Linked DNA regions of Homo sapiens: regions 1, 3 and 4 are each linked to region 2. Evidence: chromatin loops called from intact Hi-C (ENCODE). Cell type or tissue: mammary epithelial cell. All regions are shown on one strand. Region 1 overlaps MUC5AC (mucin 5AC, oligomeric mucus/gel-forming). Region 2 has its middle 40 kb from the start of DUSP8. Region 3 overlaps BRSK2 (BR serine/threonine kinase 2). Region 4 overlaps MUC5B (mucin 5B, oligomeric mucus/gel-forming).

Region 1 (8,000 bases), 330 kb after region 2:
GTCTGCAAACCAGCTCGGCCGGCGCTGCTGTGGAGACCCAAGTGAGGGGGGGACGTGGCCCCGGGGACAGCTGAGACGCCCCGGGAGAGGAGGCTGGTCTCAGTGGAGCTACCGGTGGCTTCCTGAGCTGCGCACAGGCGCACGGGTCCACGGCAGGTGGGGTCGGGTGCCGGGAGCAAGGCCATAGTGCCTCTTGGCTCTGGGGACCTAAGGCACATCCTACCACCAGGGTGTGGCCTGGTGACCTCCCTGCCCCCAGGGGCTTCTTCCTGAACCCTGTGAGCTGGAGCCAGCCTGCCAGGGCCCCTCCCAGCAGGACGTGGATTCTCAGTTTTCACTAAATTCTGAACCATCCTTTCGTGGGAGGGTAGAAGCTTGAGAGCCATCGGCCGGGGACATCAGCTTGGGGGCCCTTCCCTGGCACCCTCCTGCCAGCCCCCGCCCAGGCATCTGAGGCCTCCAGGGTGGGTGCTGGGCGAGGCAGCCTGAGCCCCCGGGGCCTGCAGGGGTGGTGCATCAGGGCTGATCTCCCTCTGGGTGGGACAGTCAGAGGAGCAGCCCCCCAACCCTGCCCGGGTGGGAATGAGCCTCTGGCTCAGCCCAGCCAGAGAGGAGCAGTGGGACGCTGGCCTGGGATGGGTCTGGATGGTTTGGGGTTCAGGACCTCTGCCTCTGGTTTGGTAAGCACCGCTCTCAGGGCCCCTGCAGGGTCTGGGACTAGGGTGGCACGTGGTGGGTCGTGAGCAGGGCGAGCTCCCGGAGGTGACAGAGCTGCCTCCACCATTGACAGGGGCCCAGCCAGCGGCCTCTGAGTCTCGCAGGCCCCACAGCTCAGGTGGCCCAGTCTTCATTGTCTACCTTCACCTGGTGAGGGTGGGGCCAGCACAGAAGCCCTCACCCCACAGTCCCAGCTAAGGCACCAAGGCTGGGGGACCCCAGGGGTGGGCTCCGAGGGCTGAGGAGCCCCCCATTTGGAGAAGTGGGCGGGCCGGGCAGGGATGGTTGTGCGAGGCAGGGAGTGGGGTGAGATTGCGGTGAGGGGTGCACGTCGCCTTCGGATAAACAGTCAGTCCGGACGACGATGGCGGGTGAGAGCAGAGAGTGCGGCGCCAGCACGTCCTTCCCGCTGGGCCTGTGTCGGGGCCGCCGGACGCACTGCGGCCTCCCAGCCACATAGTCCTGCCTGCAGGCGCCTTCTTTCTGACCTGAACTTGCTGCTCTCCATGTCCTCCGGGCCGCTGTGTCTACGCCTCCCAGAACCTCAGTCATAAAAATGTCTTTCTCCAGCGCCCAGGATGCACATACTTTGTCACCGTCACCCTCTGGGGTTTTATTTTTTATTCTATTCTGTAAAAATACAGCAGCCTGTGTGTGACCTCCAGGTGGGTTTTATGAGCATTGAGAAAGCCCCAGGGTGAGTGAGAAGCAGCAGGATTTGAGGCAGACTTCGAGGTGCCTCTACTGGGACCTCCAAAGCCCGCCGCACTCGGCCTGGCCTGGCCACCTCTGTATCCACCCCTCCTGGCCCACCTTGGTCCAGCCACCCTGGCTGGGGGCTCTCTTGCAGCCCTGCTCCCAGCGGGGCTCTCTGTCCCGCCACCCCCAACCCCACACGCACCCCAGGCTCCCGCAGGCTCTGGTCAGCACCCCCACAGTTCTAGCCCCAATATCTTGAATTCTCCTTTTCTGCTTATTTTGCCCTGTAGCTCCAGTTTGGGGTTCCTTCCACCCGGTGATCTCGTCTGCTCTGCTCACTGTGAGGGCCAGGCTCCACCCCTGGGCTCTGAGCTGTGAGCACTCAGCGACCAAACCTTGCAGGCCTTCCAGCAGATGCTCAGGAGCCGACAGCCCTGCGCACTGCTCCTGCAACACGGCGAGGCCCCAGGGACACGGGCACCTCACCGGGCCCTCAGTGGGTCCCTTTGGCCTGCGTGGGGCGGCCCACACAGCACGGCTGCTGGAAGCCACTGTGGCCCAGGGGGAGGGGCGCTTTCCCTGCGATGATTGCTGGGGAGCCCTCCTGGGTGGCAGGGCACTGCACTCTTTGCTCGTGCCTTTCAAAATCCACCTGGATATTTGAGGACCTTTTTCAGTCCGGGTAGATTCTACGAGTTTGCCAACTTCCTCCAAAGCTCTCACCAGCTGCCATCGGCCTGGGGGAGCCACGCCTGTGTGTGCAATGCCCCTTCCGTCTCTGAGTCCTCCTCTGCATCCCTCCAGCCTGCTGCTGGAGACATGGACATTCACTACGCAGCTTCACACAGCCAGAGACGTGGTCGTTTTCCGGTGGTGGTCCAGGGTGTGGAAGAACCACGCTGACTTTGGGCCGCTCTAGCCAAGGCTCTGTGGGGCTGTCCCGTCAGCACCCATGGCTCCTCTGTTGGTTCAGTCGGGTTCTCTACATAGGTGGTCACCTCTTCTGCAGTCTTTTGTCCCCCACGAGGCTGTCCCTCAGTCAAACACGTTCCGGGTCCTGCCTAGGGACATTCGAGCACACAGTCGGTGCCCGTCCTGAATACAGGCACACCTGGGGGCAGGAGCTGTGCCCAGGGTGAGTGGCCAGCCCCGGGCAGCTGCCCTGCTTCCCTACACTGGCCCCAGCCTCCTTAAAATCATCCTCAGGTCTCTCTGCTCCCAGGGCTTCAGCTGGCATCCATGCCACCGCAGCATCCATCTCTCTGCACCTGGGCCAGGCAGCTGCCCTGGATCTCTGGTTGCTCCAAGAAGTCACCCTGCTGCCCGGAGCTCAGAGCTGCTGCCAGGGACACCCCAAGACGTGGCCGATCGCGGGGACCCATCCTGCTGCCCAGGAGCTCAGAGCTGCTGCCGGGGATACCCCAAGACGTGGCCGACCGCGGGGACCTACCCTGCTGCCCGGGAGCTCAGAGCTGCTGCTGGGGACACCCCAAGATGTGGCCGATCACGGGGACCCATCCTGCTGCCCAGGAGCTCAGAGCTGCTGCCTGTGCACACCCCAAGACGTGGCCAATCGCGGGGACCCACCCTGCTGCCCGGGAGCTCAGAGCTGCTGCTGGGGACACCCCAAGATGTGGCCAACCATGGGGACCCACCCTGCTGCCCAGAGCTCGGAGCTGCTGCCTGTGCACACCCCAAGATGTGGCCGACTGCGGGGACCCAGCTCCTCAGGAGCCCTGGGTGCTGCCATGCTGGGGAGAGCTGGGAGGGGGCTGAGAGCACAGCCCACCCTCCATGGTCACAGACCCCTGAGCCCTGCGTCTCTGTCCATCTTGCTCCCCATGGCCAGGAGCCTCCCAGGTCCCCTTATCTGGGACCTGGCCCCAGTATGGGCCCCAATATGGACTCCCTGGGCACATGGTGGGACACCCCTTCTCCATCAGCCTGGGGGAAGTTTTGGCTCCTGGAGGGGTCCTAGAATCATGAGTGTCCAGCCTCGACGTGACGCCTCCGCCAAGGCCATACTCCAGGCAGCCTCCTGGCACGGGAGTGTGGGGGGTGGGGCAGGGGCCACCCAGGCCAGCCCTGGCCTCTTCCCGCTCACGTCCAGGAGGAGTGGGGAGCAGGGGCAGGCTGGCAGCCGCCAAGGTGTTTGGGGCCACACCCATCTCTGTGGCTCTTTCCGGAATGGCGACTTGCATAACCGGGGCCAGGGGCTGTGGCGACCCAGGTGGGCAGCCGGGAGGCGGCTGCTCCCTCCCAGGGACCTGCTATCTGGTTACCTCCGGCCACTCTGCCGTGTTCCAGGCAGGGAGCGCCGGGCAGGAGGCCGTGGGGCCAAGCTCACCCCAGGGGGTGGGGGATTAGTCAGCCGTTCCCACCCTACCCTGAGAGGAATTGGCAGCTTTCTAGGATACCTGATCCACCCCGGGCACACTGGTGCTGGTTAGGGTGCCCTGCGGCTGTGAGGTCAGGTGGTCAGCAGAGCGCTGGAGCCGACGGGTCTTAGAGCGGGAGTTCCCGGGCTGTGCTTCCGCCTGGCCGCCAAGAGGACATGGGTCGAGGCTGGGGAGCCTCCTCTGCCCCACCTGCTCACCCCAGCAGTCAGGCTCGGAGGCAGCCCCACTGCCCAGGTGTCTGGGAGCACACAGTGGGCCAGGGTGGGCAGGCAGTTGGAGAACTGGACCTGGGGGGTCCTGGGCACCCCAGCCCTGAGACCTGTCAAAGCAACCCCCAGATGTGAGCCAACGCTGGAGCCACGGAGGCCTCACTGCCTGCCATTGGGTCAAAAATCCTGGTGCAGGGACTGGGCCGGCCTTGCCTTCTGACCTCCCAGTGCCTGCAGACGTGGCTTGAGGGCAAGAGGGACTCTGGGACTGGCCGGGCCTCCTCACAGGGCCAGGCACACAGTAGCGGGAGGGGCCGCGGCCCTCCGGCCCAGCCCAAGCCCTCCAGGCTGCCATGTGCCTGTAAGCCGTGAGGGGTGTCCTCAGCCTCCCAGGGCCATGGGCAGGCCGTGAGGGATGTGGGCTGAGACCCGGGACTCCCCTGGCTCTGCGGTGCCTGGAGCCCAGGCCTGAGCCGACGGGTGCCGGGCCTGACTGTGCTGCCACCTCGTGGCAGCTGCAGGGAGCGCGGCTGCACGCCTGAGAATGGAAGGTCGGTTCCCCAGACCCCACCCCGCCGGGCCTGGCACCTGAAAAGGAGGCTGGGGGAGGTTGGAGCAATGGGCGCGGCCGAAGTCCAGGAGGGCTGGGAAAAGCGCCCACCCAGACAGGCACATGAGGCTGGGCCCCTACGTCCACCTTGCTGATGGAGAATCCCCCTGCCGGCCCCTCAGCTACTCCACACCACGCCCAGGGTACACAGGTCCCTGAGACCCTCTCTGGCCCAGAGGGACACTGGGGCCACCTGAAGCTGTGGGAGGCCCGGGCAGGACCCTGAGCCCCAGAAAGTCACCAGGGAGCTGGTGCCTGCCACGTCACCGCCTCCACTCTGGGCGCAGCTTCCCACCCACCTGTCCCACCATCAGGCGTGGGGGGCTCCAGATGTTCCTGGGCCTTCCTGTGTGGGCCACAGGCCTGGCCAGGGCCGACCACAGCCCTCCCTGTCTTTCCCCCGCCCTGCGCTGGCCCTGTCTAGGCAGTGGGCTCCCCAGCCCCACCCGGCTCAGCCTGGGCTCCTCCAGACCCCTCTGCCCACTCCTGGGATGCCGGGTCAGTGCCGCCCACTCTACTGGTGCTGCTATGTGGCTGAGGCAGGGCCCAGCCCGAGGCCGGTGTGTCCAAGGGAATCTGCAGACTCCCTGGAGCCCTCCAAGAGGAGAACACTGGGCATCAGGAACATGGAGGCTCCGGGGAGGGGTGGCGGTGGTCAGAGAGGACTAAGAGAGTGACAAGCTTCCAGGGCCCAGCCCACCCTCTGCAGAGCATCCAGCAGACGCTCCGTGGGGTTGCCGACCTCCCGCTTGCCTGCAGATACACTCAGGAGTGTGCACAGCCCAAGCTCAGCCCCAGTAACGGCGAGTCTAGGAGCTGCACAGAGCTGGAACCCCCCATCCCAGAACGCCTCCATCACCAGGGGCAGCCCTCCCATGTCAGAGGCCCTTGCCTGGGCCATGAGGTGCCCTGGATGCCTGGGCTGGTCCCATTCCCTGCTGACTCCCTCCCTCACGCATTCATTCATCACTCATTCACTCATTCACTCACTCATTCACTTATTCACTCACTCATTCACTCGCTCATTCACTCATTCACTCACTCATTCACTCATTCACTTATTCACTCATTCACTCATTCTCTCACTCATTCGCTCATTCACTTACCCATTCGCTCACTCACTCATTCACTTGTTCATTCACCCACTCATTTACTCATTCATTTATTCACTCACTCATTTGCTCACTCATTCACTCATTCACTCATTCACTTGTTCATTCACCCACTCATTTACTCATTCATTTATTCACTCACTTGCTCACTCATTCACTCATTCATTCACTCATTCACTCAATCTCTCACTCACATACTTATTCACTCACATGCACTCATTCACTCACACATTCACTTATTCACTCACTCATGCACTCACTTATTCACTCACATGCACTCATTCACTCACACATTCACTTATTCATTCACTCATGCATTCACTTATTCACTCACTCATTCACTTATTTGCTCACTCATTCACTCATTCATTCACTCATTCACTCAGTCACTCACTTATTCACTCACATTCATTCACTCACATTCACTCACTCACATGCACTCACTCACACATTCACTTATTCATTCACTCACTCATGCACTCACTTATTCACTCACCCATTTATTCACTCATTCATTCTCTCACTCTCATTCACTCACTCTCTGTGTTCTGAACAGATGCATCCTGGACTCTAGACTGCAGCCAAGCCCTCAAAGACCTCTGCAGGGTGGTGGTCTCTTCTTGGGGCAGATCCAAGCTCTGGCCTCTCCTCTCTGAGCAGAGAGACACTGTCCCAGCCAGCCCACAGAAGCAGCAGGGCTGCCCAGTACTGGGTGGCTGGCCTGAGGTGTGCACCCCACAGGGCCCGGGTTTGCCCCCACCCTATTCCTGGATTTTATGAACAATCTCAAAAAATGCACAGTCCACAAATTGCAAAATGCTCAAGTGTATTTATGCAACAGATTGGCCGTGTACTGAGGAGGGGAGCGCAGGCTGAGGGCTGAGGTAGGAGTGAGGTTCTTCCTCCTGCAGCCACCAGGCAGCTGATCACCATGTCCAAGCGTCATTCCTGAGACCCTCAGGTGATGCTCACGTCCCCAGAACAGCAGGCTGGATGCATGGCCAGAGGAGCTCGGCCAGCCCCGGGGCTGGTCCTGAGAGGTGGCTGCAGGCGGGGTGGGTAAGGGCCCCTCCTCCAGGCAGCAGGTGACCCATAGCCCACACCCTCCACAAGAAAGCGGGCGTGGACAGTGTGTTCAAAGCTGCAGCCGCCTGGACAGGGGCACAAGTTCCACTGGCCTTGGAAGCCGAGCTCAGAGGACATATGGGAGGTTCTCCTTGGAGGTCAGGAGGGCGGCAGTGCTGGTCAGTGCATGGGGGACACTGGGACGCCTCTCTCCCAGCTCCCACTCTCTGCCTCCTGGCTGGGCTCGGGTTCCGCCTCCTCCGAGTGCTGGGTGTCGCCCGGCGCAGGGCACCGCCGGCCCATGCAGCCGCACTCTTCCACCTCGGTGTAGCTGAAGGCCCGGCTGGAGCCGTCGGTGCAGTGCAGGGTCACATTCCTCAGCGAGGTCCGCAGCTCCTGGCAGCACTGGCACCTGTGCTCCACCGTGTTGCCCTCGAGCGAGTACCTGTGGGCAGGGGCTGCTCAGCACCAGCTGCTGCGCCACCCCAGCCTCCTGCCGTAAGCCGGCGCCGTGCCGAGCTCTGGGCGGCCTCATCGTGTTCCCTGCTCCTGGAGGCATGCTGCCAGTGTCTGACAACCAGCTCTCCTTTGCCAGTTCCCCAGGCGCCAACAGTCCCACCAGGGCCGACCCCGGCTCCGTGCTGATGGGAGGGAGGGAGACTCGGGGCGGCTGCGGCAAGTTCCTGGCGGAGCTCAGTAAACAGGAGAGCGTGATGCCGACACAGGCTCTGGGGATGTAGTTACCCCAGCCCCACCCTTGCCATCTCAGGACCCCTTTCCCGCCTCACCCTCAGAGCCCTTTGCCTGGCCCCTCATGGTCCTGCCCCTCGTCTATCTGGCACCTAGAGCCCTGGGGGCCCTGACTGCACCCCACAGCCAATCGCGTCTCCCTGCCTGCTGCCCAGGCACGTACATGGAAGAGCTGTCCCCACAGTTCCCCCGGCAGTAAGCCAGGCGCACGGGCTCCGAGGAGCTGCAGCCCTGCTGCTGGATGATCAGGCTCCTATGGTACACAGCACAGGTCGACTCTGGAGAGGAACACAGGGTTTAGGACCAGCCCAGCTGCTCCTAGACCTCTGAGGGTGGAGCCCGCCCCGCCCAGCAGGCTGGGTACTCACGGTTCTGGTACGGGGGCGGGGGCGGCGGGCAGAAGCGGCAGCAGCCGTCCTTGCTCATGCGGGCCTCGTCC
Region 2 (8,000 bases):
TTCTCTCTTTCTTCCTTTTACAAAGAGTAATTTGTAACTTGAAAGCGGTTTCCACTTTTTGTATACAAGCTCTGTTCCATTCTGGGCAGCCAGTGACAGGATGTCATCCCGCGCCACTGAGTTGTAGGCAGGTGGAGAGGAGAAGCTTGAGCTGCGGTGGTTTCTGTGGAGGCTAGGGAAGGGAGGAACTCTACCACACACTGTTTGGAGTTTAGGAGAAACTTTTGTCTTGTCTTCAACTGACAACAGGCATTTGTGAAGAGGTGTGTGTGCAGTCAGTGTTACCCAACGGAACGCACAGCCCAGGAGCAGCTGAGCATCTGGGAATACAGGAGAGGAAACACACTTCCTCCCCTCCCGACTGATGGGAATGTAGCCGCCCTCCTGCTGGCCCTGCACAGGGCCCAGTGTGGTGGAGTTTGTGGGGAAAGGCCCCTCTCCTCCAGGCACCTTCTCTGGCTGGCCACAGCCAGGGCAAGGGGGCACGTATCTCAGGCACCCTTCCTTGGGGCTCTCCTGGCTCCTTCTGAGGCCGCACGGTGCCTTGACACCAGTGCCCTGGTTACTCTCCAAGCAGCAGGTGAACTGTGGGTTAGCGGGCTCGGGCTGTGGCACCACAGTGCTGGTGATTGAATACAGACTGCAGGTGAATGGGGAGGGCCTCTCTGGGGCCGCTGGCCTGTGCTTACTGACTCAGCTCTGATTGAAGACAGACTGCAGGTGAGTGGGGAGGGCCTCTTTGGGGCTGCTAGCTTGTGCTTACTAACTTGGCTCTCCCAGCTGCCTTCAGGGGTCCTCCTCTCTGACCGAGATAAAATCTCGTGAGTGTGTGTCTCTGCAGGAATGTGAATGGAGTGATGATGACCTTGTTTTTCTTCTTTCTTTTCTTTGCCGCATGGGAGGATGTTACTGGTGGTTGACAATTGATTCTGATTATGAGGACACCCAGGCTGAACTTGCTTGAATCTCTAGAGTTCTTTTAACAGCCTCATTGAGGTATAATTTACATACCATAAAGTTAACTTAAGTTTGCAATTAAATAATTTTTGGTAAAATTACAGGGCTGAGTAACCATCACCACAGTTTAATTTGAGAACTTTGCTATCATGCCCCAGAGAAGCCTCATGTCCACTGGCACTGCTCCCCATCCCCACCTCCAGCCTCGAGGCGGCCACCAGTCTCCCGCCATCTGTGTGGGTGAGCTGAATCATGCAAATGGAATCCCAGTACACGGGCTGTGTGCCTGTCCTATGCGGCGCAGTGTTGCGAACGTCCATCCATGGCGTTGCGTGTGTCTGCAGCTCCGTCCTCTTCATCACCAAGTGCAATTCCGTCCTGGGGAGATGTGCATCTGCCACTCTCCTTCCACCACTGATCCGCGGTTTGTGACTGTGACTTTTAGGACAGTGAGCTGGGCCTGTTCCTCAGCCGGGGGCCCCAGATTCCTGAGTTCATGGGCTGCCGTGTACCAGGCTCTGTGCTGGGGCGGAGGTCCAGAGATGGAGACACAGCCATTCCCGCTTTCCTAGAGCTGTCAGGCTGGTAGAGAAGGGCCCCAGGCAGCAGGAGAATTGAGGAGTGGGTGAGTGCGGCCAAAAGCAGGGGGCTCGGTTAGAGCAGGTATGAAGGGCTTTTCCAAGAGGGAAGGAGGAAGGAGGTGGCCCAGGAAGAAGCAGCAGCACATGCGGAGGTGTGAGCAGAGAAGCCGGCTGGCCCAGGTCTGCTGTATCTCCAGCGGGCAGCCCTGGAAGGTCTGGTTTCAGGAATAGCCTCTTTCCATCAGGGCTCCACCAGGGCACTCTTAGGCCTGGGTTTCAGAGGTGTTTGCCTAGGGTGGTGTTGCATTCAGAGTCCTCTTCTTTAAAAAAAAGTTTTCCATCATCCCTCCCGTTTCCAAATTAACCTTAAAAAGAGCAGTGGTCGGCCAGGTGCAGTGGCTCACGCCTGTAGTCTCAGCAGTTTGGGAGGCCGAGGCGGGCGGATCACGAGGTCAGGAGGTTGAGACCATCCTGGCTAACACGGTGAAACCCCGTCTCTACTAAAAATACAAAAAATTAGCCGGTCGTGGTGGCGTGTGCCTGTAATCCCAGCTGCTCGGAAGGCTGAGGCAGGAAAGTCACTTGAACCCGGGACGTGGAGGTTGCAGTAAGTGGGGATGGCGCCACTGCACTCCAGTCTGGGTGACAGAGTGAGGCTCCATCTCAAAAAAAAAAAAAAGCAGTGGTCGTGGATACATGGAGCCCTTTTTAGAATGAGCCTCCCCGTAAACCCCTAGCGACACCCCTCCCATTTCTCCTGCTCGGACTGACTACTAGGAACCCTTGCACAAGTGTCCTTGAAGCTGGGGGTGAGCCCACCAGGGGAGCTGCAGACGGCCTCCCCTGGTCGGGGGCTGGTAGACAGCAGGGCTGCGTTTCTCATCACGAGTGTATCTGAGACAGCGCAGCCCCCACCTTTGCCACCACCAAGTGCCACCCTTGTGTCCTGGCTCATGAGGGCCTCTTCCCAGCCCTGGGAAAGCCAGCCACCCTAGGGGTCTGCCTGCCAAGTGCTGCTGTCAGATCGAGCAGGGGCTTGGTGTACCACCAGACCCCCTCTCCAGAGGAAGCTGTGGTCTCTGCTGCGGTCATCCGGTACGGGAGGAGGGGTGTTGAGGCCACTGTGAGGGAGGACCCCTGTGCCATGCCCCTGTCACCCCAGTGTTTCTCCTTTGTCCACACAGCGGTCTGGGTTAGAAACACCAGGGCCCACTGCAACTTTTGTTAGGGCCACTTAGTGCTGGTTGGGAGCCACAGGGCCGTGGCCTTTGTTTCTCCGTGGTGATTACTGCTTGTGCAGCCTCCTGCCAGTGCTAGACCTGTCTGGAAGGGAAGGGCGTGTGCTGTTCCCGTCTGTCTTTGGCCAGAAGAGCCTCCCATTCTTTGCCTTCACCATGTTTGTTTTTTTCTGCACAGGATTTCTCCTGGCTGGGGCACACCCATTGGTGTTCAGTGGAAGTAGAAACAATTGGAACAAACAAAATGTGGAAGCTTAAAGAGAAAAGAAGGAGATGGTGGGCAGGGCTTCCAGGCCACGTGTGATCTGTGGCACTGCTTGGCCTGTGGACTGTGGCCACAGTCGCGTTGCTGTCCCTGGCTCCCTTCTCTTTGAAGGTCTCCTTTGCCAGCGCACACGGCTCCCTGGGCTGGAATGTCTGTTCATTCATCCCTGCAGTTGTTTGCGGATGTCCCGGGGCTAACGTGAGTTAGTTAATGTGAGTGAGTTAAGTGCCGCAGCTCCTGTTTTTCGCCCTGCGTGGTGGTGATTTTGGTCTGTGTCATCGAGCATTTCGCTGTGGTGGGCGGGGAGGCAAAGAGCTCCCACAAAGGTATGCAGCTTTTCCCTGCAGAAAGCAGGCAAGCTGGAGGGTTGGAAAGCATGGAGGCACCATGCTGTTTCCCTTTTGCCCGTGACCTTTGCGGGTTGGGAGACTTTTCTTCCAAGCACCCTTTCAGCAGCGCCTTTTCCCCTCCAGACATGGTGGCTGTGCAGGCTGTGGGCTGGCAGACCCTATCCCCACAGCAATGCAATCTCAGGAGCCCAGGTGGGGCTGTTGTCTCGGGGTTTGGCCTGCACCGTCTACGGAAGCTCCTAACTCCTGCTTTGCTGGGACTTGTCCTCAGCCCATGGAAAGGCCTGATGGTGCCAGGTGGCCCTGAGGAGCCAGATGCCTGAGCCTGGGGCCAGGCCTGGGCGTGAGCCCAGGAGCATAAAATTAGCTCCGGCGTGGGTTGAAAGCTGCTGGCGTGAGCATGGCTTGTCTGTGTTGAGTTTGTCTTGCACAGCCCTGGCCTCTCCCCACAGCCTGCGGCCAGCCCTCTACATGGGCGGCCGCTCTGGGTTCCTCCTCCCGGCACATCTGCCCTTCTGCTGCGTGCCCTGTTCTTTGTGCCACATGTGACAGGACCATTTGTCATAGCAGTGGTGTCATGAAATACAAGAGTGTGGGCCTGAGAATCTGGGTTGAGTCAGGTTCCTGTTGGAGGCCTGCATGCGCGCAGCCTGCTCTGAGTGCTCCGGACACGCGTGAACAGAGGCAACAGGAGCCACCCCTGGGCAGCTTCCCCACTGCCGAGGGGGACGGGAGTAAGGAGGTGTGGGATGGGGTGCCTGGAGGGGGTGCGTGGGAGAGCTGTTTGAATAGGAGCTCTAGAAGGCCTCTTTGAGAAGGTGCTGTTGAGCTGAGACCTGCGGAGGTGAGGGAGGGGACTCGCCATGCAGGCCTATGGAGGGAGCCCTGGCTCCCTGGTGCTTTGTCTCAGAAGGGCTGCCTTTGCCTCCTCCCCCTCATGGTTCCAGGGACACGTGGGTTTTTATTTAATATTTTTCAGTCGATTGTCGTCTTTAATAATATTTTGATGAATGGGCTGTGTCAAATTTAGCCAGCAGGAGCGCATGTGACTCAGCTCCCGTATCAGTTGAATAGACGAAGGGGCAGGGAGGGAAGCCTCTGTGAGCAGGAACTGGTGAGCCTGGCTGTGTATCACCTGGATAACCTCTGAGCTGAAGAGCTGTGCCAGCAAAGCCCTTGAGCTCATGTGGGCATGGGGGACAGTCTGAGGACAGGAGGAACAGCAAGGAGACCTCAGGCTGCGCTCAGGAGGCTTCGGTGGCAGGTCAGATTGCTCTTACAATTTGGCAACCATCTTATGAATATTGTGGGTTAAAAGAAATAATCAGTGTCACCGGTAGCCAAGTTTTTAATGTTAAAAAAGATGACAATATAGAATAAAATGAACCCCTGCAGGGTTCCGTGGGGAGTATTACCATGAGAGCATCATTCTGTGCGTAGGCTGTGCTCCCTGCCAGCGGTGGGCTTCCCAGCAGGCGGCCTTGGCTCTGCGTGTGACATGCTCAGCCTGCAGCACCGTGTGCCCTCCTGAGCAGCTCTGCTCTGGTGGATGCTCTCAGCAGAAAACACACAACTTCGTGGTCCCCTCTTCTGCCCCTGGGTGGGCCAGGGTGCGGGTGTGCATCCCATGCCCAGGACTGCCAGGCAGGCCGCATGGTCAGCCACCAGGGTCAGGTGTCAGGCGCTGCTCCAGACGCGTGCGTCTCTGATCTTGGGCATGGCTCAGCAGCCTCCGGCTTGGCCGTGGGTGGTTCCTGCTCACCTGTTTCTGAGTGACCAACCCTGAAACTTCTGGGCCTAACATGAGGCCTCATCACCTTTCCCGCATCTGTGGGCTGGTGGGTGGGGCTCTGGCCCCACAGGTTATTCCTGCACTGCCACCCGTGGTGGCTGGGCTGGCAGCCCTCAGGGGCCTTGCTGTCATGGGTGTCTGCTGGGGTGCCACAGTTTCCCCCACATGGATCTCTCCAGGCAGAGTTTTATATCCTCACCCTAGAGCAGAGTTTTTGGACTTCTTGCTCTCAGGACCCCTTAAAGTCCTTGTTGAGGCTGGGCATGGTGGCTTCTGCCTGTAATCCCAGCACTTTGGGAGGCCAAGGTGGGAGGATCACTTGAGACTGGGAGTTCAGGACCAGCCTGAGCAACATAGGGAAACCCCATCTGTACAAAAAAGTAAAAAGAATTAGCCAGATGTGATGGTGTATGCCTCTAGTTCCAGTTGTTTGGGAGGCTGAGGCGGGAGGATTGCTTGAACCCAAGAGGCTGAGGCTGCGGTGAGCTCTGCACCGCTGCACTCCAGTCTCAGTGATAGTGAGACCCTGCCTCTAAAATTAAAAAAAAAGTCCTTATTGAGTTTACATGATGGAGCTATGAATATTCATCTTTCAGAAATTAAAATTGAGAATGTAAAACAACTTTAATTCATTTAGAAATAATTAAAAACCCAGTATATCTTAACATAAGTAATATTTTTAAAATTAAAAAAAAAACCTATTATCTTCTAGAGTCAAATAAATAGAGTGGCTTTACTTTTTGCAAATCTCGAGAGCTGGATCTGTCAGGTTCTGTGTTTATCCTGCTGTAATTTTACAGGCCAGGTGGCTTCCACAAGGCTTTGGCACATGGCACCTTTGTGGTACTGTAAAGACAGTGCTAACCTCATGGTCCCAGACCACACTTTGGGCTCTAGGACTCCCCACGTGGCCTCTCTTTGCCTCTGCCGGGACGGCCTTCATCCCAGGAGAGCCATCATGAAAATGGCTGGAAGACAATACATCCTTTCAGCCACCTTCTGTTGGTCAGGGAGTCACGGAGCCACCTGGATCTGGGGGTGGGAGTGGTTAAGAGTGGACAGCCTGCCTCTGGATGGAGGAGGGCTCTAGGAGGCCCTGGTCCTCCTGCCTCCTTCAGGAGGCCCTGGCTGGTCACCTCAGAGACCAAGGCCTTTTCTCTCTCCCTCTAACTTCTGGGCAGGGCTCGGCCCTCCTCACGGGCTACCTTCCTCTTCCTGCCATTTAGTTTTCCTCCCAGGGCGTGCAGCCCGGCACTACTGTGGGCCATGGGGTTGTGCAGGTGGGGCAGGTGCTGTCTCCGGGTACCACCGAGGGCTGCCGAGGCAGAGCCAACACTGGACAGCCCGCGTTTCCATTGCTGAGCTTTCATGGTGCCCGCTCAGGTGAGCGTCGGCCTGTGCAGGCCATGGCCCAACGTGTTCTGTGGCTTCACCCAAGCTTTCAGCTTGATTCAGTCCAGTGTCACTGTGACAGGGCTTCAGTGTGGCCCGGGAGACGCCTCTAGGGAGAGGCTGCTCAGGCAGCCCCTCGTTTAGGAAGAGTTCCTGAGCCCTAGTCGCCGGTCTGAGGGGGTGTCGGTACTCAGTGCTGGCCTGGACTGTCTTGGGAGGTATGGGGAGCACACCCCGGAACCCACCGAGCCACACTGCCTGGGACTTACCAAGCAGCAAGCTGGCCCTAGCAAAAATGGCAGAAATCGTATAAAACAGGCTACGAGCAGATAAGCTGCTCCTGTGTGGCTGTGTCCGCGGTGTTTTCAGAAGCCGCTGTTTGTGGGCTTTTGTCCTTTCTCGTGTTTGGTCAGGCTTCTCTGTGGAGGCACTGCACGCCCCTTCACCAGACGTCTCTCTGCACTGGCAGTGGTCTTACCAGCCCTGGGTGGGTTCCTTGGCTACTCAGCAAGACAGACCCCACAGGGCTTCCCAAGTGCCATTCTCTGACTCAGCAAACGGGACCTCAGCATGGGCCCAGTGGTCTCCAACAGGGAAGGAAAGGTGCATGGGAGGTGAGGTTTACTGAGCCGGGTTTCTGGCCCCACAGGGTGGGTAGAGGGAACCGCGGGCAGGGACAGCGGGACCCTTCCCTGTCACCGCAGCTCCCTCTGGGTTGATGCTTTTGTAACAGTGGGTAGCGCTGGCTGGTGGAGTCCAGGAGTGGTGCTGAGGGTGGGGCTGACCCGCACCTGCCTCTGGCTCCGCAGGGCCTGGCCTCAGGTTGTTGTGCTCAGCAGCCATTCATCTTCCCAGCACCCATTGGACCCTGCTGGTGTCCTATGTGCCTTGTCCTGCGGGGGTGGGGGGACCTTAGGAGGAAGGACACATCCCTGCTCACCTGGGACTTGGTGTTACATGTCCATTGTAGAGACACAAAATACAGGAAAAAAAACCCAGAAAATCAAAAGCAAATCCTCCTACCACCCAGCGATAGTCTGTACTTAACATTAAAACCAGCCTCACTCTGTAGTGGGACTCTTGCTACCCAGGGGAGTTGTCCACTGCTCCCCTGCCGGTGGGAATGGGGACGTTCCCAGGTTGTGTGATGCTTCCCAAGTCCCTGGGAAGGGAGCGTGGTGCCAGTGCTGGTGTTTCCACAGGTCGGTGCCCGCCACTTGTGTTGGTCTTTTCTGAAGAAGATCTTTGCCACGTTGACAGGCAGAGAGCGGTGCCAAGGTTTAGTCCGTGTTTACTGCAGGAGGGCTGATATGGCCGATGCTTCTATGCACGGTGGGCCATGCCATTATCTGCTTGGTCTTTGCCTACTTTGTCTTGAACTGGTCCAGTTTTCTTATGACTGGCATGGGTTCTCTTTAAGGGTAT
Region 3 (8,000 bases), 77 kb after region 2:
CTGGGGTGGGAGCAAGGCCCTGGGAGGGGCTACTCCCTCAAGGCCCTCACTGGCGCCTGCACAGGGTGGACACACGCCCTGGTCTGCCTGTGCCTGCTCACTGGGGGCTCTCAGCCTCCCCTCCCTCGGCCGCAGTCTCTGGGGGGGTGGGCAGTGTCTGAGGAGGCCCCCTGCTGGCTAGCCACCTTCCACACATCCTTGGAGCTGGGCTCACTGGACAAAAGCATCCAGTGTGGGAGGGGGGCAGGGCTGGGAAGGGCTGGGCGTAGCGAGATCACGGGGATAGGCTGGGCTCCCCAAGTCCACAGGGAGATAGATGGGGCCCAGAATAGACCCCCAAGAGCCTCTGCAGTGGGCTCCACTGAGGTCAGGGTCCGGGGCAGGAATGGAGAGGGGCTTGGAGTTGGCTCCAGGGGAGTGCTGCGTGCTGACAGGCGGTACCACACTTTAAGGGGCCAGGCTGGGGGAGCTTTGCCTACAGCCCACGCAGGAGCGCTCGACTGAGGCACCCAGATGGCTGCTCAGGTGCGGGGACACCCTGGGCAGTACCCCGGGGCCCGTTTCTGCTTGCCCTACCAGACAAGCCCTGTCCATCCCTGGCCTAGGTGGCTGCCCTGTCGTTCCCTGGCCTCGGTTTCCCTTCCTAAGATGAAGGCTTTCAAGGCTCAGAGAGCCAGAGGCTGCTGCCGGCCGACGGCATGGCCTCCGCTGTAGGGAAGCGCCACGTGTACCTGCGGGGCCGAGCACCTGGAACCCTGCTCCTCCTTACCCGCTGTGCCAGCCTGGCTCCCAAAATCAGGAGAAGGGGGCTACTCCTCCACCCACTGGGGCTTCGGTTAGGGCCAGGGCTGTTGGGGACCTCAGCCCCCAGCCCGCAGCAAGGTGAAGCACACTCTGGGGGGGCTCCCACAGGTGATGGCATGATGATGGAATGAGGATGTCATGGGGAGGGGCAGTGGGGCCCTCTTTGGCTTCCAGGACCCCACATGGAAACACAGGAGGTGACCCTAGCATGCCACGGAGCTGCTGAGATGCAGGCTGGGAGAGGGGACCCCCAGGGTCCAGCCGGGTGCTCCCCCACGACGCCCAGCGCCCCCACGCCGTACCAGCGTTCAGAGGCACACCCACACCCCCTTGCTGACAGACCAGGCCCATGCATGTGCCCAGTGCTCCGCCCTGCCCCCACCACACATGGGCCCAGGGGAGTGGGGGGAGCCCTCCCTGCCGTATGCCGAGTGGCACGGACCCTCGGGTCCTAGACCCTGGTGGTTCCAGGCTGGGGCAACCCTCCCCTGTGTGAGCCCATCAGGCTGTGGTGAAGCCCCCGCTCTGGCTGGGCTCAAGCCCCTCTGCCCTGCTGGAGGCATGACCCTGGGCTGTCAGGAAGTATGGAGAGATGAGAAGTCACAGCCCGTCAGGCAGCCCGCGGCCCTCCTAGGGTGCCATGGCGGGGAGTCCCGAGGGCAGGGCCTTGTCACTGCTCTCCCAGGTCCTGTGCAGGCTGCCCTAGCAGATGGGCCGCCCGGGGCATGCTTGGCCTGTCCAGGGCCGAGACCTGTGGGTGGGCATGGAGGGCCCTGCTCAGGGCCAGCCTGGCTCCGCCGAGGACCTGCCCGCAGCCCCTCCCCGCCCCAGCACAGGCCGGGCGCCTTACCTGCCAGCGTCAGAGGCTACTCTCGTAGCTGGTGGCCACCTTCTGGCCCTTAAGCCCAGCACCCCAGCTTAGTCCTGGCGCTGGTGGGGGGGGTTCTACGGTGGACAAGAGGCGCCTTTCAGTGTGGTGCGGCTGCGCCCTATGTCCCTGGCGTGCAGAGGCGAGGCGGGTGGTCCCGCCAGGCCAGGGAGGGGCTCTGCTCCCTGAGGGGTGCAGCCACAGCTCGGGGCAGGGAGGTGGGGGCGTCCGTCAAGAGGGGCCAGGAGGCTGCGCCCGGGTCCTCACGCCTCCCGTCCGCGCAGCACCAGCTGGCCACGCCCCACTCGCAGGCCGCAGGTTGGCCGGAGCTGAGCCCGCCTCACCTGACAAGTGCTGGGCCGCAGGCGGGTCGTGTGTGCTCAGCAGCTGGGCCTGGATGGTCTCCACCACCCTCTTGAAGCGACGGCTGGGGCCTAGGGGAGACAGGGGGTTATGCCCTGGACGGGCCTGGGCCCGGAGCCGCCCTGGGGGCGCCAGCTCACCTGAGAGCAGGGTGAAGGTGACGGAGTAGATGCCGTTCTCCTTCTGCGCCTCCCCACCCTCCGTGTAGGTGATATCAACCTGGAACTTGACCGGCTTCTGGAACACGGCTGGCCCCCCCGTGGCCTTGTACTCGGCCCGGAAGCTCGTTTGGGAGATGACGCTGTGGCTGAGACTGGGAATCTGTGGAGAGAGAGCAGCGTGAGCGTGGCTGGCCTGGCAGGTCCCACCCTGGCCCTCTGGGGAGGCAGCCCTGGGGCGAGCCAGCCCCACCGTGCACACATTGTGAGCACCCAGGCACCTCTGCTTCCGTGAGGGGCACAGTGCGGTTGGAGACGGCTGGAGCAGGGGGAGGGGCGTTTCCAGCCCCCACCCTCCAAAGCTTTGGTCCACTTAGCGGGCACAGCTAAGCCCCTGCCGGGCTTTTCTCAGGCAGCCACAGCACAGGATGACCAGGACCTTACAGAGGAGCCTTAAGGGCAAAGATGGAGGTGGAAGGTGACCCCTGCAGCCTGAGGTGGGGGTCCAGGGTGGAGCTGAGTGGGAGGTGGGGGGTCTGGGAGCTGCCACTGAGAGGGAGGTGCAAGGGCGGGGCTGGGGCTGTGCCCTCCTGCTGGGGCTTCCTGGGACTCCCACTGGTTGCGGGACCTATGGTGCTGGGCACTGGCTGGGTGGGCTTCACAGTACCGAGGGGGCAGCTGCAGGAAGCAGAACTCAGGGCCACCCAGCGCACAGGGCCCAGGCTGGCACACAGCCGCCTCACTGGGGCCGGCATGGGGAGGGGCTGAGTCTGAGGTTAGCCGTGGCAACCAGGGGCAGCATGAAGGGATGTGGTGAGGGAGGAGGCCGAGGAAGTGAGCAGCCTGTGGGGACGGGGACGGGGACGCTGAGGACCCCTGAGGCCAGGGTCCAAGTGCAGTCTGAGGCCTGCCCTGCCCAGCGCTGGGCTCTCCTGGCCCTGGAGCCTTCTGCAGGGGCTCCAAGCTGTCCCCACAGCGTAAGGGAAGCTCAGCTGCAGCCAGGGCAGCAGTGGCCTGAGTGCCCGGGGGCAGAGCATATGGTGGGGTGGGGGCCAGTCCCTAGCTAGAGAGGCTGCCGAAGCGAACCACGGCCTGATCTTGCCAAGACCCTGGGGCCAGGGAGGGCGCCCGGGCAGTGGTGAGCACAGGGCAGGACAGCAGCCCTGGGGAGGCAGGCTGGGGGCGGTGGGGGAGGCGGGTGGGGGGCAGCCCCTGTGATGCCTGGGCGCTGGGTGCAGCACAGGGTGGGGCAGGGCCGGCAAGGAAGGGGCGTCCTGATGGGACTGGGTGCTGGAGTCCTGGCAATAAACTTTCTCCATTTGAGGCTTTTAGGGCCTTTCTGCTCCTCCTAACCCAAAGATGCCCAGCAAAGACAAATGAAGCCCACCCAAGACCCCGAGCGCGACCACTCTGTGGAGAGCCACCCGGCCTCCGAGGGCAGGGTGAGACCAGGGAAACTGAGACACCTGAGGGCTGGGGCTGTCCACTGAGGGCCAGCAGAGCCCCACCGGTCCCTAGGGCCATGGCCTCACAAGGGCTTCTCCCCGAGTCTGATGGAAATGTCCCCCTCTGAGACCCACCCAGCTGGAGCCTTCCTTCTGCCCCACGTGCCAGCTGCCCAGGCCTGTCCGGCACACACCTAGGGCTGCTGGGGACCAGTGAGCAAAGCCCTGACTCCCTCCGCAGGCCAAGCACCCCAGATGGGCAGTGACCCCTCCCTCACGAGGGTGGGCAGGAGAGAGCGCCTGTCCAGTGAAGGCGGCCAGGCAGGCCCACGGGTGAGCGGACGTCCGTGCTGTGCGCGTGGACATGTCCTGTCTACGTGAGGAGGCTGGATTCTCGGGGCTGGGCCGTGTGGGGTTGGGAGGGCTGCCCGCCTCCCCCAGCGCCCTGTGGCCTCACCGACAGGAAGGCGTGCACGATGTCAGCCTTGATGGAGCTCAGAGGTTTGTCTTTGATGACCACGAAGATCTGCTCCTCCTTCTCCAGGCTGATGAAGTTCCCAAACCAGGACTTCTTCGCCAGCCTGGGCAGTGGGAGACAGAGGCTGTGAGGATTGAGGTGTGGCACCGTCCACACCCCTGCCTCCCTCGAATCTGGGGTTGGAACGGCGGAATCTTCCATCGCTTCGTGATAGAAACGGCTGTCTCCACAGTGCTAGCCAGAACCCATGGCCCTGACCCCAACGCCCTAACCCTAGCCCATATGCCCTGACCATCACCGTGGCTCTAACCCCAACCCCAACCCTAACCTTTCTCCAAGCCCTAACGCCCTGACCCTGGCCCATATGCCACCCACTCCCAAGTCTGGGGATGCCCCTCCACAGGTGAGCCCCCCACAGGTGAGCCCCCCCTCACCAAGGCCGCTGTGAGAGGTGGCTCAAGCTGGGCTCCTGAAGTCAGCTGTGCCCCCCACCCCCAGGAGCAGGCGGGGCCTGCAACTCGCTTCCAACAGGAGAGTGGGGAGGCGCTTCTGAGGCCACAGAAGGCTACTCCTGTCTTGCTGGCAGGCTCACCCCAACATGCAGAGGCCCTCTGCTCTCCAGCTCAAGAGCACCCGAACCCCACCCACCAGCGCGGGGGCCAGGAAGCCCAGCCGTGAGAGGACCATGGCCAGAGGCGCCTCTAGCACAGCCCGAGACTCAGGCAGAGCGCGCCTGGGTGGCTGTTCAGAGGTGGCACGCTCTGCTGGCGTCCCCTGCCGTTGCTGCCTGGAGGTGGAACCAGGTGTGCTGAGAGGCAGAGGCAGGGACCGGGAGGAGGGGCCAGCAGGGCTGGGGCTCAGTGGTGCCCTCTCCCGACTGATTCTGAGGCCCCTCCCAGCGGCCTCACAACTCCCCTTTCCCTTGCCCATTCCTGGAGCTGCCTCCTCGGCCACTGTGCGGCCTGGGAGTCCTGCCGGACAAGCACGGGGACCAGGTCCAACCCTCACTCAGCCCCTCGACGCCTCCTCAGTGTCCTGCCGGTCTCGGCGGCTGTCTGTTCTGGGTTCAAAACTCCGAGGGCCACCACTGGCCCTGACCTTACCCCAGCCCCATGCCAGGGCCTGGAGCCAGGAAGTGCACAAAGCAGCCTGGCAGTTCTGGAAGCACAGGTGAGTTTCTACATGGTCGATGTTCTGCCCGATGAAGAGACAGGACAGATGGTACAAACGTGACTCTCTGCTTTGCGGCCCAGGGGTGCAGCATTTGGCAAAAATAGTCCCATGTGTGAAAGATGCCTGACGGCCCAGGGAGGCCAGGCCGACGAGGGGTGAGGGGCCTGCACTGTGACTCCAGCACCCACGTGGTGGGCAGTGCACAGCCTGGCCGGACACTAGTCTGGGTGTTGCTATGAAGCTATTTTTAGATGAGACGAACTTAAATCAGTCGCCTGTTGAGTCTGGCGGGGGACCCTTCCTCACAGGGTGGGTGCATCCGCCAGGTTCGGTCTTCCTGGGGAAAGAACGCCCCTCGAGGCTGCAACCTGGAAACTGCCTGGGCTTCCAGCTAGCACTTCAGACTCAAGGACATCAGCCCTGAGTGTCCCAGACAACCGCATGCATCCCTTCCTGAAGCCAGCTGCCTCCCTTGGTGCTGTTCCTCTGGGGTGCCTGGTTGACATGGGGCTGGCAGCAGCTGGGGCTGGGGGTTATCTCAGGTCCCCAGCAAGCGAGTTGTCGCCAAAGAGGGACTGTGGGAGGCATCCGTGCTGGACCCTCGTCCAAGGCGTCTGTGCAGGACCCTCAATAAGGGCTGTCACAGGCATCTGTGCCGGGCCCTTGGGTGGGGCTGTGGGAGGTGTCTGTGCTGGACCCTCGGGAACGGCTGTCGCAGGCATCTGTGCCGGGCCCTTGGGTGGAGCTGTAGGAGGCATCTGTGCTGGACCCTTGGGAAGGGGTGTCTGTGCCGGGCCCTTGGGTGGGGCTGTGGGAGGCATCCGTGCCGGACCCTTGAGAGGGGTCAGGGCCTCCAGGCCATCTCAAGATGGGGGAGGGGAGAAGCGCAGGCAGCCACAGTGGCATCAAAGCCACCTTCTCGGCTTTGATGTTTTCCACCTTCTCTGAGGAAGATAATTATGAGTCTGTTCATGAAAGCTTTTGGTAGCAGCAGAAACGGCAATGTCAGGGCCTAGGCGGAAGGTTCCCAAGTCTGCTGAGCCCTGTGCATCTGGGCTTGCGACAATACCTACACACCTCCGACCTGGGCACCCAGCTGGAAGGGCCACCTGATCGGCGCAGAAAGGCCACTGGGTGGAATCCTGGCACAGGCTGCAGATGCTGCTCCTGGGGCTTAGCACTGAGCAGTTTCCACAGGGGCCCCTGGTTTAAAGCCAGCAGCAGGACGAAGGTTCTCGTCTTACTCAGTCCACAGCTGGCCACATCTTCATTTCCCGGGGTCTCCTGTGAAGTGACTCCAGCCTGACCGCCGCTCTCTGCCGCTGCCTGGCCTGGGGTCACGCTGCAGGCTCATATGTGTACACCGCCAGTCGCCTGGTCTCCGAGACACTGCCCAGTGACTGAGGCCATCGTGGAGAGGAGGGAGAGGGCCTGGGCGCTGGGAAGGGGTCTCTCTGGGGACATCTTTGTCCAGACACCAGTCACAGCGGCCCCCAGGGCATCTCAGCACCTGGGCGCTGTAGAGTCTCTGCAGTGGCACCTCTCACGGCTCAGAAAGGCGGCGGGGCCAGACCTCGGCTTGGCTGCTCCGCTCCGCCCCTGCACACGTGTTCCCACCAGGCCTGCTGCCCCTTTGTTCTTAACACGGGCTGCTTTCTCCTTGAGACCTGAGCGACCCGGTCTCTGCCCTTGGCGAGCTCAGGCCCTGGGGAGACTCTGCCCAGTGTACCCCCTGCTCGCCTCCAGCCAACCCTAGGCTCTCCCAAGGCCTGAAGCTTCTCAACAGGGCTGGGGGCTCCTCCCCTGGCTGGCCTTCCCCTCACAGCCGGGAATTCGAACTTCAGAGACTCAGTGGCCGAGACGGGCCTGCCTGCAGTGGGAGGTGGGGCCACGTGGAGAAGGAGCACCCCGTTGGCCATAGGGGAAGGGTTCCATGCCCCTCTCCCGGCCAGCCTGGTGTCAGGTACCAGGAGGCCTCCAGCAGGGGCCACTTACTCTGGGGACGACTCTGGTGTCAGGTTGGACATCTCCTCCGGCGTCGGAACTGTGCACACAGGATGAACAGGAGGAAAGGCGTGGTGACCGCTCCATCCTTCCCCTGCCCTGGCCACCTTGCGCCGAGGTCAGGGTCATCAGGAGTCCACCCACACACACTGGGACAGCCCCCCCAGGGGCACTGGTCCACCCCAGCTCCCGGCCACCTTAGAGGCCCACTGGCAGTGGCGCCCCCCAGGCTAAGGGGAGCTGTCCCCGCCTCTGGTGCTGAAGTCGGCTGTGCCTTCTCCAGCAGCACTGGCTGGCCCTTGGTGCCCCACACATGGGGCCTCCTGACTGGCAGTGCCCCCTCGGTGGCCAGCTCTCCTTGCTGTGTGCCTGGCCCCAGGACACAGAGTGGGTAGACTCAGGAACACAGAATGTCTGGAGGGGATACCAGCCTGTGCGACAGGTAGGACACAGGCTGCTGCTGGGCGCTTTCGGGACAGTGAGACGTGGGCAGGCCCAGGCCACCCCTGCAGCTACAGGCCCCTCGGACTGGTCTGGCACTGCCGGGCGGGGCCCTCCCCAAGGCAGCCTCTGCTCTCTCCCAGCCCCACTCTGGCGCCTCCGGGCAGACACTCACCTTGCAGTTTCCGGCGGTGGAAGCGGGGTGAGCCCAGAAAGCTGTTCTTGATGGAGTTGAGCCGCGCCCTCCAGGGCACCCCTCCGACGCT
Region 4 (8,000 bases), 270 kb after region 2:
GTGGTGGCAGGCACCTGTAATCTCAGTTACTCAGGAGGCTGAGGCAGGAGAATCGCTAGAACCCGGGAGGTGGAGATTGCAGTGAGCCGAGATCGCAGCATTGCACTCCATCCAGCCTGGGCAACAGAGCAAGACTCTGTCTCAAAAAAAAAAAAAAAAAAAAAAAAAAAAAAAAAAAAAGGGCTGGGCACGGTGGCTCATGCCTGTAATCCCAGCACTTTGGGAGGCCGAGGTGGGTGGATCAAGAGGTCAGGAGTTTGAGACCAGCTTGGCCAACATAGTGAAACCCCGTCTCTACTAAAAATACAAAAAATTAGCTGGGCATGGTGGCGGGTGCCTGTAATCCCAGCTGCTTGGGAGGCTGAGGCAGGAGAATCGCTTGAAGCCAGGAGGCGGAGGTTGCAGCAAGCCAAGATCGTGCCATTGCACTCCGGCCAGGGTGACAGTGCGAAACTCCATCTCAACAAAAAAAAAGATATCAGGACTATCAACACTGTTGTCTACAGACTGTTGTCTACAGTAAGACAATAAATAGTCCAGGGAACAACACAGAGACTGTAGAGATGACAGGGTGGGGAACAGTTGCCATTTTAGTACATGATATTGGGCCAAGCAGCAAGATCTGTGAAATAAAATGGAGTCAGACCCCCTACTTCATGCCACTTTCATACACCAGTTCTGGGTGGATTCAAAATGTAAAGGCAGAAGGCAAAATTGCAGAGCTTTTAGGAAATAATTCAGAAGACAGCATTCCTGATCCCAGGGCAGAGAAGGGTTTTCTTAAATAAGACCAACAGGCACTAACCACGAAGGATTGAGTCGCTAAAGTTAGCAACTTCTGTATTGTGACCTGTGGATTTCTGTTAGGTGCGTTTCTTATTCGGATATAACAGGGCATGTAGGCCGGGCACGGTGGCTCACACCTGTAATCCAGCACTTTGGGAGGTCGAGGTGGGCGGATCACCTGAGGTCAGGAGTTCGAGACCAGCCTGGCCAACATGATGAAACCCCGTCTCTACTAAAAATACGAAAACTAGCTGGGTTTGGTGGTACATGCCTGTCATCCCAGCTACTCGGGAGACTGAGGCCAGAGAGTCACTTGAACCTGGGAGGCGGAGGTCGCAGTGAGCCGAGATCATGCCACTGCACTCCAGCCTATGCAACACAGTGAGACTCCATATCAAAAAAACAAAAAACAAAACAAAAAAACCAGGGCATGTCACCCATTTCTTTGCTCACCATTATGGCATGCGTGTGACTGCACTTGGCCGCTGGCCACCTCTGTTAGTAGCTCATTCACAGAGGATCTGTGGGAAGTGACCTTCTCAGTCCCTGTATGTCAGAAATGTCCTTGTCACTCTTAAATGACAGTCTGGTTGGAATAGAATAGAATTCTGTGTTGATTTACCTTCCCTCAGCGCTTTGAAAAATACCATGGCACCATCTTGCTGCATCCAGTGTTACTAATGAGAAACCAGATACCTGTCTGGTTCTCATGCCTTTGTGGGTGAACTGCCTTGTCTTTCTGGTGGCTTTGAGGTTTTCTCTTTCTCTTGGGTGTATTTTTGCTTGGCCTGTCTTGGCACTCATTGAAAGCTTTGAGCCTAACAAAGACGTCATGTTTTCGGTTCTGAAAATATGGCCTCTCTTCCATTCTCTCTATTCTTTCCTTTTGTGGCTCACTAGAAAAAGCGTTGAGATTTCCAGATCTGTCCTCCAAATCCTCTATTAAACCTGATAGCTTGAGCACATTGCCTTTGTCTTTCTCTACTGATGGAGCGTTTGCTCTCCTTCAGGATGTTAGCATCTCTGAGCTGCTTGGTGGTTTCAGGCTGAATGCCCATTTTCTATAAAGAAAAGTGATGTCAGGCTCTGTGTCCCCACCCAAATCTCACCTTGAATTGTGTCTCCCAGAATTCCCATGTGTTGTAGGAGGGACCCAGGCAGAGGTAATTGAATCATGGGGGCCAGTCTTTCCCGCACTATTCTCATGATAGTGACTAAGTCTCACAAGATCTGATGGGTTTATCAGGGGTTTCCACTTTCGGTTCTTCCTCATTTTTCTCTTGCTGCCACCATGTAAGAAGTGCATTTTGCCTCCTGCCATGATTCTGAGGCCTCCCCAGCCATGTGGAACTGTAAGTCCAATTAAACCTTTCTTTCTTCCCAGTCTTGGGTATGTCTTTATCAGCAGTGTGAAAATGAACTAATACAGAAGTTGGTACCAAGAGTGGGGCATTGCTGAAAAGATACCTGAAAATGTGGAAGGAATTTTGAAACTGGGTAACAGGCAGAGATTGGAACAGGTTGGAGAGCTCAGAAGAAGATAGGAAAACATGGGAAAGTTTGGAACCTCCTAGAGACTTGTTGAATGGCTTTGACAAAAATGCTGATAGTGATATGAACAATAAGGTCCAGGCTGAGGTGGTCTCAGATGAAGATGAGGAACTTATTGGGAACTGGAGCAAAGGTGACACTTGTTATGTTTTAGCAAAGACACTGGTGGCATTTTTGCCTCTGCCCTAGAGATTTGTGGAACTTTGAACATCAGAGAGATGATTTAGGGTATCTGGCAGAAGAAATTTTTAAGCAGCAAAGCATTAAAAAGGTGACTTGGATACTGTTAAACATTCCATTTTAAAAGGGAAATAGGCCGGGCACAGTGGCTCACACCTGTAATCCCAGCACTTTGGGAGGCTGAGGTGGGTGGATCACCTGAGGCTGAGTTCGAGACCAGCCTGGCCAACATGAAGAAACCCCGTGTCTACTAAAAATGCAAAAATTAGTTGGGCATAATGGCTCATGCCTGTGATCCCAACTAGGGAGGCTGAGGCAGGAGAATCACTTGAACCCGGGAGGTGGAGGTTGCAGTGAGCCAAGATTGCGCCACTGCACTCCAGCCTGGGTGACAGAGCAAGACTCCGTCTCAAAAAGATTTTTTGTTGTTGTTAAAGAGGAAAACAGAGCGTAAAAGTTCAGAAAATTTGCAGCCCAATGATGCAGTAGAAAAGAAAAACCCATTTTTTGAGGAGAAATTTAAGCTGACTGCAGAAATTTCCTTAAGTAGCAAGGAGCCTAATGTTAATCCCCAAGACCATGGGGAAAATATCTCCAGGCCATGTCAGAGACCTTCACGGCACCCCCTCCCATCAGAAACCTGGAGGCCCAGGAGGAAAAAATTGTTTTGTGGGCTGAGCCCAGGATCCCTGTTCTGTGTGCAACCTAGGGACTTGGTGCCCTGCATCCCAGCCTCTCCAACTGTGGCTGAAAGGGGCCCAACGTGGAGTTCAGGCTGTGGCTTCAGAGGGTAGAAGCTCCAAGCCTTAGCAACTTCCATGTGGTGTTGAGTCTGTGGGTGCACAGAAGTCAAGAACTGAGGTTTTGGAACCTCCGCCTCAATTTCAGAACATTTACGGAAACACCTGAATGTCCAGGCAGAAGCTTGCTGCAGGGGCGGGGCCCTCATGGACAACCTCTGCTAGGGCAGTGCAGAAAGGAAATGTGGGGTTGGAGCCCCCACACAGAGTCCCTACTGGGCCACCGCCTAGTGGAGCTGTGAAAAGAGGGCCACTGTCTTCCAGACCCCAGAAAGGTAGATCCACCAACAGCTTGTACCATGTGCCTGGAAAAGCCACAGACACTCAACACCAGCCCATGAAAGCAGCCAGGAGGGAGGCTGTATCCTCCAAAGCCACAGGGGAGGAGCTGCCCAAGACCATGAGAACCCACCTCTTGCATCAGCGTGAACTGGACATGACACCTGGAGTCAAAAGAGATCATTTTGGAGCTTTAAAATTTGACAGCCCCGCTGGATTTTGGACTTGCATGGGCCCTGTAGCCCCTTTGTTTTGGCCAATTTCTCCCATTTGGAACAGCTATATTTACCCAATACATGTACCCTCATTGTATCTAGGAAGTAACTAACTTGCTTTTGATTTTACAGGTTCATAGGCAGAAGGGACTTGCCTCGTCTCAGATGAGATGTTGAACTGCAGACTTTTGGGTTAATGCTGAAATGAATTAAGACTTTTGGGGATGGTTAGGAAGGCATGATTGGTTTTGAAATGTGAGGACATGAGATTTGGAGGTATCAGGGCAGAATGATATGGTTTGGCTGTGTCCCCACCCAAATCTCACCTTGAATTGTATCTTCCAGAATTCCCACGTTGTGGGAGGGACCCAGGCAGAGGTAATTGAATCATGGGGGCCAGTCTTTCATGTGCTATTTTTGCGATTGTGATTAAGTCTCACGAGATCTGATGGGTTTATCAGGGGCTTCCACTTTTGCTTCTTCCTCATTTTCTGTTGCCACTGCCATGTAAGAAGTGCCTTTCATCTCCCACCATGATTCTGAGGCCTCCCCCAGCCATGTGGAACTGTAAGTCCAATTAAACCTCTTTTTCTTCTCAGTCTTGGGTATGAAGACAGTGTGAAAACGGACTAATACATCCCCATGATCCCCACATGTCATGGGAGGGACACTGGGAGTGATTGGATCATGGGGGTGGTTTCCCCCATGCTGTTCTCGTGATAGTGAGTGAATTCTCACGAGATCTGGTGGTTTCCTAAGCATCTGGCATCTCCCCTGCTAGGTCTCATTCTCTCTACTGCCACCTTGTGAAGAAAGTGCCTGCTTCTGCTTCACCCTCCACCATGATTGTAAGTTTCCTGAGGCCTCCTCAGCCAGGCAGAACTGTGAGTCAGTTAAACCTCTTTTCTTTATAAATTACCCAGTCTCAGGTATTTCTTTGTAGCAGTGCGAGAATGGCCTCATACAAAAAGTTTTGGGCCCCCCTCTCAGCACTTCCCAAATGTTTCCTTTTCGGGATATCTGCTGGCTTTGCAGATGATTTAGTTTCTTGTTTTCAATTGCTGCTATTTTAAAGTTTCTTTCTATCATTGTCACAGTTTCTGTGTCTGTAGGGGAAGACAGGCCCACTTTTCCATCTGGAAACCAGAAATCCCTTTTAAAACGTCTTTAAAGTCTAAGTAACATTGGTTTGTATTCACTGTGTTTATTTATTTATTTAATTTTAATTTTTATTTTTTTTGAGACGGAGTCTCACTCTGTCACCCAAGCTGGAATGCAGTGGCGCGATCTCGGCTCACTGCAAGCTCTGCCTCCCGGGTTCACGCCATTCTCCTGCCTCAGCCTCCTGAGTAGCTGGGACCACAGGCGCCCGCCACCACGCCTGGCTAATTTTTGGTATTTTTAGTAGAGATGGGGTTTCACCGTGTTAGCCAGGATGGTCTCGATCTCCTGACCTCGTAATCCGCCCGTCTCAGCCTCCCAAAATGCTGGGATTACAGGCATGAGCCACCGCGCCTGGCCCACTGTGTTTATTTTTATAGTTACTTGCTCTGGGGCATTGCAGAGCCCTGTGGTTTTGAGTGTGGCCTCGACTTGGGCTGCCTGGATGTGAGCCCAGCTTTCCCCCTGACAGAACCACACCTTTTCATTGCTTTGTGCCTCAGTGTTCCCATCTGTGGAGTGGGAGACACAATAGCAGACACCACACAGGGTATTGTCAGGATTGAATGATACGGTTCTGGGGCACAGAGACAGCACAGCATGGGCCTCTGAGAGGGGTGCTTGTACCCATACACCGACATAAATGGGTCTAAGGAAACCATCGCACCATGGGAATGACTGAGGTTTCGGAAACCATTTGTTTACACGTGGCGGAATGCAGACCCAGGTCAGGCAGTGACCTGGCGCAACCTCCAGACAATCAGCCTCGGAGACGCAGGGTAAACCTATAGAAGCTCACCCCAGTGGTGACCAACCTAGCCCACCGCCCACCAGAGCCCACCTGCAACCTTGTCAGGCCCCTGCCTATCTCCAGCCCAGTCCTGGGGTGGCTGGCCCTGCTGGGCCTCGGCAAGGAGGGCAGGAGAGGCTGGAGCTCTGGAGCGCTGGCAGGGGCCTGGCTGGGCCCCCAGGAGCTGGGAGCTCTGTAAATGTACAGTGTGATGGCATCACTTCCTGGGCAGGGCAGGACCCACCCAAGGGCACAGGGCAGAGGCAGGCCCCGGTGTGGGGAAGGCCCCGCTCTGCACCCACACCACAGGCTTCTGCAGCCAGGCACGAGCATTGCTTTTGTCTCCCCAGGCCACGGTCTGCCTGTAGCCACCCCCTGCCCAGTAGGAGGTCATTTTGTGTCCAAAGCTCCCTGCATCCTGCTATGCCTAGGTCCTGGCTGGCACCACCTTCACTGTCTTCCCTGCCCACACCTGCAGCCCCAGCTGCTGACCCCACCCATCCCACAGGCTCCCCGATACCCTGCTGTCTGCACCGGGTGCTCTCTGCTCTGGACAGAGCAATAGAAAGGAAGGGCAGAAAGCCCTGCCCGTGCGTGTGGAGGCGGGACAGGAGGTGGGACAGGAGGCGGGACAGGAGGCGCGACAGGAGGCGGGACAGGAGGCGGGACAGGAGGCGGGACAGGAAGCCAGCAAGCTCACGTGTCGCTTGCGTAGCAAGTGCCCCAAGGAAAGCATTCCCGGAGAGGTGCGCGTGGAACAGGGTGAAAGGCGGCCCCGCAGGGCCCAGCACCAGCCTGGGAGCATTGCACCTGGCTCCGTGCACCTGCCCTGGGGGGCAGCTGCCTCCCCGCTGACCGGGCCTGGTCGCCTGCTTGCCCCACTGACTGCCTCCATCTTCCTACATGAGCTGGTTTCCTCACACAATCCCCTACACTGGAAATAACAGCCGGGGTGACCTCTGAGTCCTGGCGGCCCCCTGCCCCCTGTCCCCTGGGCAGTGCTCCCACAGCCCAAGACTGACTCTCGGGGTGCCCACAGGGGCATGTGGATGACCAAGCGGCTCCTTGTCCCCCACCCTGCCTGGCCTTCCCAGAGGCTTCCTGGTCCTTCAGTGGCTGCTGGGGGTCCTGGACTGCCCCCCGGATGTGTCCTCCAGCCTGCAGGCCCCAGGCAAGCAGCCCACAGAGGACCTGGACAGCCTGGGAAAGACGGTAGGCAAGAAAAGACGTCAGGACAGGAAACGTACTCAATGCTCAGGGTTTATTTGCAAAACTGGGCTGGGTTGAGCAGAGGGGGCTTTGGGATGCTGACCCCTCTCTGACCTGGCCGTTGCGACCTCAGCCCTGAGTTACCCTGCAGCAGGCATGGACAGGCGGCCGCCTTGCCTGTCGCAGCTTCCTGGCAGCAGCTGGCCTTGCCTGGACCAGCCTGTCTGCCCCAGCGGCCGGACGTGGCCAGCTGGAATCCGTGCTGCGCGGGCGCTCCGGCCGTGGCAGGGACACATAGGCCCGCACATGCTTAGTTTGTTCCAGGGCGTCCCAGTGACATCAGGGAGGGGCAAGGCCAAGGTGGGCCACAGGCTCTCCCAGGGTAGGACTCCTGAGTGGCGCCCTCCCGAAAGGGGTCCTGCTGGCCCCTCACCCTTCTGGGGCCGGTTTCACCCACGGGGTGGGCAGCAGGAGCACGGAGCGCGGGGTGCCACACACAGGCCGGGGGGCTCCGCAGAGGAGGCCCAAGGTTTTCATGATCAGACAATGCACATCCTGGCTCCAGGTGGACAGAGCATGGGGATGGAGGCAGAACGTTCTCAGACAGCAGTGGCCTCCTGGGCCGGGAAGCCACGGGTGTGTGGGGGAGCCATGGGCGCAGGGACACAGAAGGGCGTGCAGCCACACTCATCCACGTGGGTGTAGGTGTGCAGGATGGCTGAGCCGTTAGGACAGTGCAAGGGCACCGTCTCCTCGTGGACCCGCCTCTCCTGGCAGCAGGTGCACTGGTGCTGCATGGCCTGGGCCTCTGCTGAGTACCTGTGGACGCAGGGTGGCCCTCACATCAGCCACCTTGGCCCCGCCGTTTCTCTGCCCAGCCATGGTGACACATGGGCCTCTGGGGTCCTGGGCCAGACGGCCGCCCCCTTCTGTCCACAGTGGCCTGCTCTGTGGGCACGTGAGGCTTCACCTTCTCAGGATGGGGCAGCTCTGGGCCCCCAGGGTCCCTTGGCTCCCGGCTCTGTCTTC

Evidence for each region. Peaks named below come from ENCODE experiments on the same cell type or tissue, not always from the same donor. Only the 100,000 strongest peaks of a DNase experiment are listed, where the experiment ranks them.
Region 1: it touches region 2 in a loop (5-fold over the local background); 2 of 110 quality-filtered maps call a loop at or near these places.
Region 3: it touches region 2 in a loop (4-fold over the local background); 2 of 110 quality-filtered maps call a loop at or near these places.
Region 4: it touches region 2 in a loop (10-fold over the local background); 4 of 110 quality-filtered maps call a loop at or near these places.

The regions. Positions count from the first base shown.
Region 1 is chr11:1,199,694-1,207,693 of GRCh38, reverse strand. MUC5AC (mucin 5AC, oligomeric mucus/gel-forming) reads right to left here. Exons shown (of 49, transcript NM_001304359.2): 47 at 7,930-7,999; 48 at 7,725-7,839; 49 at 6,556-7,256. The coding sequence ends at 6,992. Among named protein-coding and RNA genes, the nearest start is that of MUC5B, 19 kb to the left of the region's middle. RefSeq lists enhancers at 4,253-4,759, 4,760-5,267. In mammary epithelial cell, a CTCF peak has its summit at 4,528 (motif pointing left); no DNase peak of the experiment used is centred here; H3K27me3 peaks cover 1,099 bases.
Region 2 is chr11:1,528,088-1,536,087 of GRCh38, reverse strand. No RefSeq gene overlaps it. Among named protein-coding and RNA genes, the nearest start is that of DUSP8, 40 kb to the left of the region's middle. RefSeq lists an enhancer at 3,568-4,068. In mammary epithelial cell, CTCF peaks have their summits at 3,580 and 4,424; DNase peaks (open chromatin) are centred at 3,327, 3,757 and 4,457; H3K4me3 peaks cover 160 bases; H3K27ac peaks cover 2,274 bases.
Region 3 is chr11:1,450,704-1,458,703 of GRCh38, reverse strand. It overlaps BRSK2 (BR serine/threonine kinase 2), which reads right to left. Exons shown (of 20, transcript NM_001256627.2): 14 at 7,910-8,000; 15 at 7,285-7,333; 16 at 4,096-4,219; 17 at 2,176-2,356; 18 at 2,017-2,106. Among named protein-coding and RNA genes, the nearest start is that of MOB2, 32 kb to the left of the region's middle. RefSeq lists enhancers at 162-724, 4,976-5,685. In mammary epithelial cell, CTCF peaks have their summits at 160 (motif pointing left), 4,955 and 6,425; no DNase peak of the experiment used is centred here.
Region 4 is chr11:1,261,179-1,269,178 of GRCh38, reverse strand. It overlaps MUC5B (mucin 5B, oligomeric mucus/gel-forming), which reads right to left. Exons shown (of 49, transcript NM_002458.3): 49 at 7,007-7,790. The coding sequence ends at 7,571. Among named protein-coding and RNA genes, the nearest start is that of MIR6744, 8.6 kb to the right of the region's middle. RefSeq lists enhancers at 4,517-4,576, 6,471-6,976 and a silencer at 6,540-6,689. In mammary epithelial cell, a CTCF peak has its summit at 4,608 (motif pointing left); DNase peaks (open chromatin) are centred at 4,548 and 6,428; H3K4me3 peaks cover 974 bases; H3K27ac peaks cover 273 bases.